Linked DNA regions of Homo sapiens: region 1 is linked to region 2. The links are chromatin loops, found by intact Hi-C in ENCODE. Cell type or tissue: heart left ventricle. All regions are shown on one strand. Each heading gives the region's core, and the rest is flanking DNA. Links, peaks and the distances in the headings are about the cores only. Region 1 has its middle 18 kb from the start of ADI1. Region 2 has its middle 7.2 kb from the start of ALLC.

Region 1 (2,903 bases), core at 128-2,627, 110 kb after region 2:
GACCAGAAGGTGCTCTGGGCACTGTTAAGTGGAAAAAGGAAAGTACCTGATTCATGTTACAGCAGGCTGCCTTTTGTGTCAAAGAGGATAAATAAAAATTCACAAACAGTGAAGTATTACTCTATTACACTGGGAATGGGGAGAGGATGCTGTGGGTGGGAACAGGGCGGTAATGAGACTTGCTGGGGTGTGCGTCTTTGTATGCTATCTTTTTATCTTTTATATATATATATTATATATATTTTTTTGAGATGGAGTTTTGCTCTTGTTGCTCAGGCTGGAGTGCAGTGGTGCCATCTCGGCTCACTGCAACCTCTGCGTCCTGGGTTCAAACAATTCTCTTGCCTCAGCCTCCGGAGTAGCTGGGACTACAAGGTGCCCAACACCACGCCCGGCTACTTTTTTTGTATTTTTAGTAGAGGCAGGGTTTCACCATGTTGGCCAGGCTGGTCTCCGACTCCCGACCTCATGTGATCCACCCGCCTCGGCCTCCCAAAGTGCTGGGATTACAGGTGTGAGCCACTGTGCCCAGCCTGTATGCTATCTTAAAAAAAAAAATTGTTTTAAGACAGTTTCGCTCTTGTTGGCCAGGCTGGAGTGCAATGGTGCGATCTCAACTGACCGCAACCTCCGCCTCCTGGGTTCAAGCAATTCTCCTGCCTCAGCCTCCCGAGTAGCTGGGATTACAGGCATGCACCACCATGCCCAGCTAATTTTGTATTTTTAGTAGAGATGGGGTTTCTCCATGTTGATCAAGCTGGTCGCGAACTCCTGACCTCAGGTGATCTGCCTGCCTTGGCCTGCCAAAGTGCTGGGATTACAGGCATGAGCCACCGTGCCCAGCCAAAAAGATTTTCTTTCATCTTTTTTTTTTTCTTTTGAGACACGGTCTTGCTCTGTCACCTAGGCTGGAGTACAGTGGCGCTGTCAAAGCTTACTGCAGCCTCCACCTCCTGAGCTCAAGTGATACTCCAGCCTCAGCCTCCTGAGTAGCTGGGACTACAAGTGTGTGCCACCATTCCCAGCTAATTTTTATTTTTGTTAGAGCTGGGGTCTCACTACGTTGTCCAGGCGGGTCTTCAACTTCTGGGCTCAAGCAATTCTCCAGCCTCGGCCTCCCAACACGCTGGGGTTAGAGCCATGAGCCACTGTGCCTAGCCTTTTTATATGTTACCTTGATCTTTGAATCATGTTGTAATACCTGTTAATAAATATTTGATAAAAAATATTCGAAAGGTCTGCCTTCAAAGAGGGCAGGTAAAGGGCATCGGTGCTGTGGGACTCTGACCAGCAGAAACCCCAGTGGCCAGGTGGACACATGCTTAGCTGAGGTGTTCAGATCCCACCCCAGTCTTTGCAGCTCCCATCTGCTCTGTGAAACTCTGTGACATGGCACAGTGTGTGTATCTGAGATTCGTATAATATGTAGTGTGCTCCTTTTAGGTAGACAACATGCTTTAACCTAACATTTTGAAACCCAGAAGAAAATTGATGGGGATCACATTTAGGAACTGAATGGATCCCCCAAAATTCATGTCAAACCCCTAATCCCTGGCGTGGCCATTTGGAGAGGGGCCTCTAAGGAGGTACTGGGGTTAAGGTTATAAGGGTGGGGAGGCCCTGACCCGATGGGATGGGTGTCCCTATAAGGAGAGACCCCAGAGTGCTCGTGCTCCCTCCTGCCTGCAGGGGCACTCTCCCGGGACAGACCACGCACCAGCCTCTGCGAGCCAGGAAGGAGCCTCTGCAGAAACGGAACCAGCGGGAACCTTGACCTGAGACTTGCAGCCTCCAGAACTGGGAGAAAATAGATTTCTGTTGTTTCAAGCCCCCGAGCCTGTGGTATTTTGTCCCAGCAGCCTGAGCAGGCTGAAATGGTAGGTTGGGATGCTTGGTAAAGAAAAAAAGGAAATTCTTGTTAAGGGTGTGAAGAGGCATTATTCAAGGGCCCACTCCAGTGAGGTTTTGCAGAAAAGGAGAGAGATGGGGCTCAAATCCGAGTACAGGGATGGGTGGGAGCTGACAGCCCCGGAGCAGGGGTGGGGCCTGTGGACAGAAATTCCTAAGTGGAAACGTCAGGAGTCAGGGTGGGTTTCCCCAAGCAGGCTCAGCAGGATTTGCTCAAACGGAGCCAGCCCAGGACAGAGCCCAAGGTCAGAGCCTGGTCCACGAGGGGACTCGGAGGGGTGGACTCAAGCTTGGTCCCAGAGGGGAGGGGACTCGGAGCGGTGGACGCAAGCTTGGTCCGGGAAGGTCTTTGTCAAGGCCCATTTGTTTTATTTTACAGGGAGGAAACTGCAGCCGAGTCAGCTCCTCTGACTCTAGGCCGACCGTTCTTCCCTGTATGACATGTGACTCACCAGATAAAGCCACACACGTCATTCTTTTAAAATTCTCTACTCTGTGAGTGCAATGAAATTAGTATTTTTCCACAAGTCCTTTCCTTTCTCTAATGTGTAAAGTAAGAGGCAGAGAGATCCTGCTCTAGTCTCTGGGCCCTCCCTCTGCTGGCAATGTTCTTTTTCTGTTTTAACCATCTGAGCAGCACACGACCGCCCTGTCTTGGGGCAGTGACGTGTCTGTGGTCAGTACAGGACCTGGTGCTGGCTCTCTCGTGGCCGGGACCGACAGTGCTCACGCCTGGACCCCGCTGTGTGTCCTACCCTGTTCAGTTTGCCAGCACAGGCTTTTGGTTCCATTTTCAACACATCTCTAGTCTGATCAGCCCTAACCTCCACTGCAGGCTGCGTCCTTCCCTGCCTGTACTAGTGCAGAGCTCCTGGTGGGTTCGCACCTTCTCCCCCAGCTCCTCCCTCTCCAGGTAGCAGCCAGGATGGCACTTTCAAACCATGTCAGATCACGTCGCTGCTGTGCTCAGGACCCTCCCGTGACTTCCTTGTCCC
Region 2 (2,903 bases), core at 175-2,674:
CCATGTAGAATTGTGCGGATTGTAGCTCTATGAATAGTGGCTCTGGATTTGTGCAGTGCACAACCTGTGCAGGCCCACAAAATGGCCCCGAGCTCTAGGTACCAGACAGACCGGCCCCCAGGCTCTGCACAGGAAGCTAGTGAAATGCAAACACAGCAGCACAGCCGCTTCCATAGCAACAGCGGGCAGCCTAGCAACCACCCGCACCTGCTGCTGGCAGCCGAGGGGCCCTTGCAGGTCGTGGTGGGCGGCACAATCCATGGGCTTTGTTCCCTTCCACACGCACCGAGGCGGGGCTCCGGGCCTCCCAGAATTCCTGCGAGCTCCCAAAACGCTTTCAACAAATTCCCTTTGTGCTTAAATTAGCCCGACTGCGATTTTCCTGCTTGCAACTAAGAAACGTGTGGTTCTTGGTTCCGAACTGCTGAGCTGAGCCGGGTTGCGTCTGGTGACCTCAGCCCTCACCGGCCACAGACCCTGATGGGCCCACAGGGGAAGCGAAGGGCACGGTTTCCATGCAGTGACCTTGAGTTGCCTTCTACGGCGTGGGCAGAGCGCGAGAGCAGTTTCAGGCCTAAGGGAGGAGCATCCGGATGAATAGCTGCCCGCGAATAAGGACGATTGAGAGCCACGCGACATCTGTCAGGGATCTCGTCCTGCCCCTGAAGAAACGCCGGGCATGTTTCCCGCCTCCCCGGCCGATGGAGCTCCGCATGGGGTTGGCCCAGCCTCCATCCAGAGTTCGTCTTTGCCATCAACGGCCAAAGTGACCTTTCTTTCTCCTGACTGCTCTTTCGGTCGTCAGGTCTACGTGGCTGCTGTCACCGCAGGGACACAACGTGGGTGCCACTGAGGATGAGAACTCACGCGGAGCGAGGCCGGGTGCTTTCTGAAGAGTCTGACACCTCGGCCTCTGCCTCCTGCTCCCGCCTGCTCTTTGTCCTTTCTACGCCTTTAACTCGTCTCCCTTCCTAACACACACACACACACACACACACACACACACACACACACACACACACACACACACACACACACACACACACACACACACACACACACACACACACACACACACACACACACACACACACACCCCCCCCACCCACCCACCCACCCAAAAAGAATTCCCGCAAGCATCGGCGGCCTGAGCGCCCTCCGTGGCTCTGCAAACCTCCCCGCGCCTGTGTGGGCGCCGCCGTCCTCGTCCTCTTTTCCCACTAGATGGCAGTATGGAGCCACGGATCCGCCGCCACCGCCGGGCAGCCCCAGGCTGTGTGTCTGCGCTCATCCATCTCAGCCCACGCTTCAGAGGGCTCTGAGAAATACACGCGTGCCAGCTCTCCGGTCATGCCTCAATGCAGCACCTAATAAATCCCGGCTCTCTCCTTAACCAAACCGTTTCCCTCCTACTTTGCAGATCAGATTCTGCAGTCTACACAATAGGTCTCCTCCTCGGAAGTTATGGGAATAAAATCAGGGTAATGGTTCTGACTTCAGGCCCAGTGTTTATAGCCCCTCACGTTTGCTTTAAAGCAAGCATAATCCTACACTGCTGAATTAACCAGGTACAAAGAAAGGCCCCGTGCGCCTTCACTGTGCCTGCTATTAACACAGACTCCCCTCCATGAAGCCTGGTGGAGGGTCTGCAGGGTGGGGACTGCGTGACAGTGGGTACCCACATGGGAGGGGTAGTGTGGAGGCAGAGGTGTTTGTACCCAAGCTCCTCGCCTGTATGGGAGTAAACTGAGCCCCAGACAAGTGCGAGACGCCCCAGGAGCAGAGCATCTGGAAGGGAGGTGCACGCACTGCTGACCCCCACAGAACTATGGGGCAGGTGGCTGCCAGGGCCCACATGTTCACCGGGCCGAGGGGCTTCAAGGTGCTGCTGGGGCTGGAGCTGCAGCTGCCCGCTTGCCCAGGCCTCACCAGGCTTCCACCTGACAGTCACCGTGGTGCGCTGTTTCTCTCACTCAGTAGCCAGCAAACAGCGCTCAGCATCAGTCCTGGCAAGGCAGGCTGCCTGGGTCAACTCAGGGGCCATCAGCCCGGTGGCCGGCCACAGACAGGGAATCCTGGCTGCCCCGAGAGCCCTGTGGATGCCACTCCGGCCCCCAGGAGGAGCAGTGGGAGCTCCTGCAGGAACCTGGAACAGGGCTTTGCTATCTAATTCCCTAAACCCCAGAACCCAGAGAGTGTTCCCTCCTCCAGGAGGTGTCCCGGCTTCCTCTGCCCTCTCAGCCAGCGCTGCCCTCTTCCCTTCCAATTGAGGGCACTGTGCAGCCAGTGCCGAACGGCTCTTGTTTTCTGCAAGAATCAGACATAAGAGGGGAGAAAGGGGTGAAGACCCACAGATGACGGCTCCGTGCCTTCCAGGGCACTAATGCATCACGTCCAGTTCCTCACAGAACAAATTTGGAAAACGTCTTAGACGCTGCTGAACAGCTGTAGCTGGGGAAGCTACGGGCAGCAAGTCCTCGAATTGTTTCATCCAACCTTGCTTCGTTGTAACACTGATGAGGAAAAACACTGAATCCCAGCTGGGGCCGCTGTCTGTGGCGTCTGTTTGTTCTCCCCATGTCTGCGTGGGTTGTCTCTGGGCACTCTGGTTTCCTCCCGCGTCCACACGTGTGCACGTGAGTCCCTGGTGTGTCTGCCCGGTCCCTGTGTGAGTGCGGGTGTGTTGCCCTGCGATGGGACAGCGTCCTCTCCAGGGCTGGAGCCCACCCTGCACCCTGAGCTGCCAGGTCAGGCGTGGGCCACCCGCACCCCTGAACCAGAATCACTGGGTAACATGGATCTTATTTCTATTAATCTTTCTTAAATGTATGTGTAAACCACATTTACTTCAGTATTTAATATTAGAAGTGTTTGGGGGCCGGGCGCGGTGGCTCACGCCTGTA

The links. Peaks named below come from ENCODE experiments on the same cell type or tissue, not always from the same donor. Only the 100,000 strongest peaks of a DNase experiment are listed, where the experiment ranks them.
Region 1: a loop joins it to region 2, with 4 times the contacts of the local background. A loop is called at or near these places in 15 of 110 quality-filtered maps.

The regions. Positions count from the first base shown.
Region 1 is chr2:3,535,698-3,538,600 of GRCh38, reverse strand. It overlaps a transcript of RNASEH1 not described here. Among named protein-coding and RNA genes, the nearest start is that of ADI1, 18 kb to the right of the region's middle. RefSeq lists enhancers at 2,308-2,602, 1,510-2,709. In heart left ventricle, for the core only: CTCF peaks have their summits at 1,678 and 2,482 (motif pointing left); DNase peaks (open chromatin) are centred at 1,693 and 2,150; H3K4me3 peaks cover 1,193 bases; H3K27ac peaks cover 1,487 bases.
Region 2 is chr2:3,649,514-3,652,416 of GRCh38, reverse strand. It overlaps a transcript of ALLC not described here. Among named protein-coding and RNA genes, the nearest start is that of ALLC, 7.2 kb to the left of the region's middle. RefSeq lists enhancers at 237-476, 1-476, 587-866. In heart left ventricle, for the core only: a CTCF peak has its summit at 1,251 (motif pointing right); DNase peaks (open chromatin) are centred at 206, 586, 1,236, 2,046 and 1 weaker place; H3K4me3 peaks cover 802 bases; H3K27ac peaks cover 771 bases.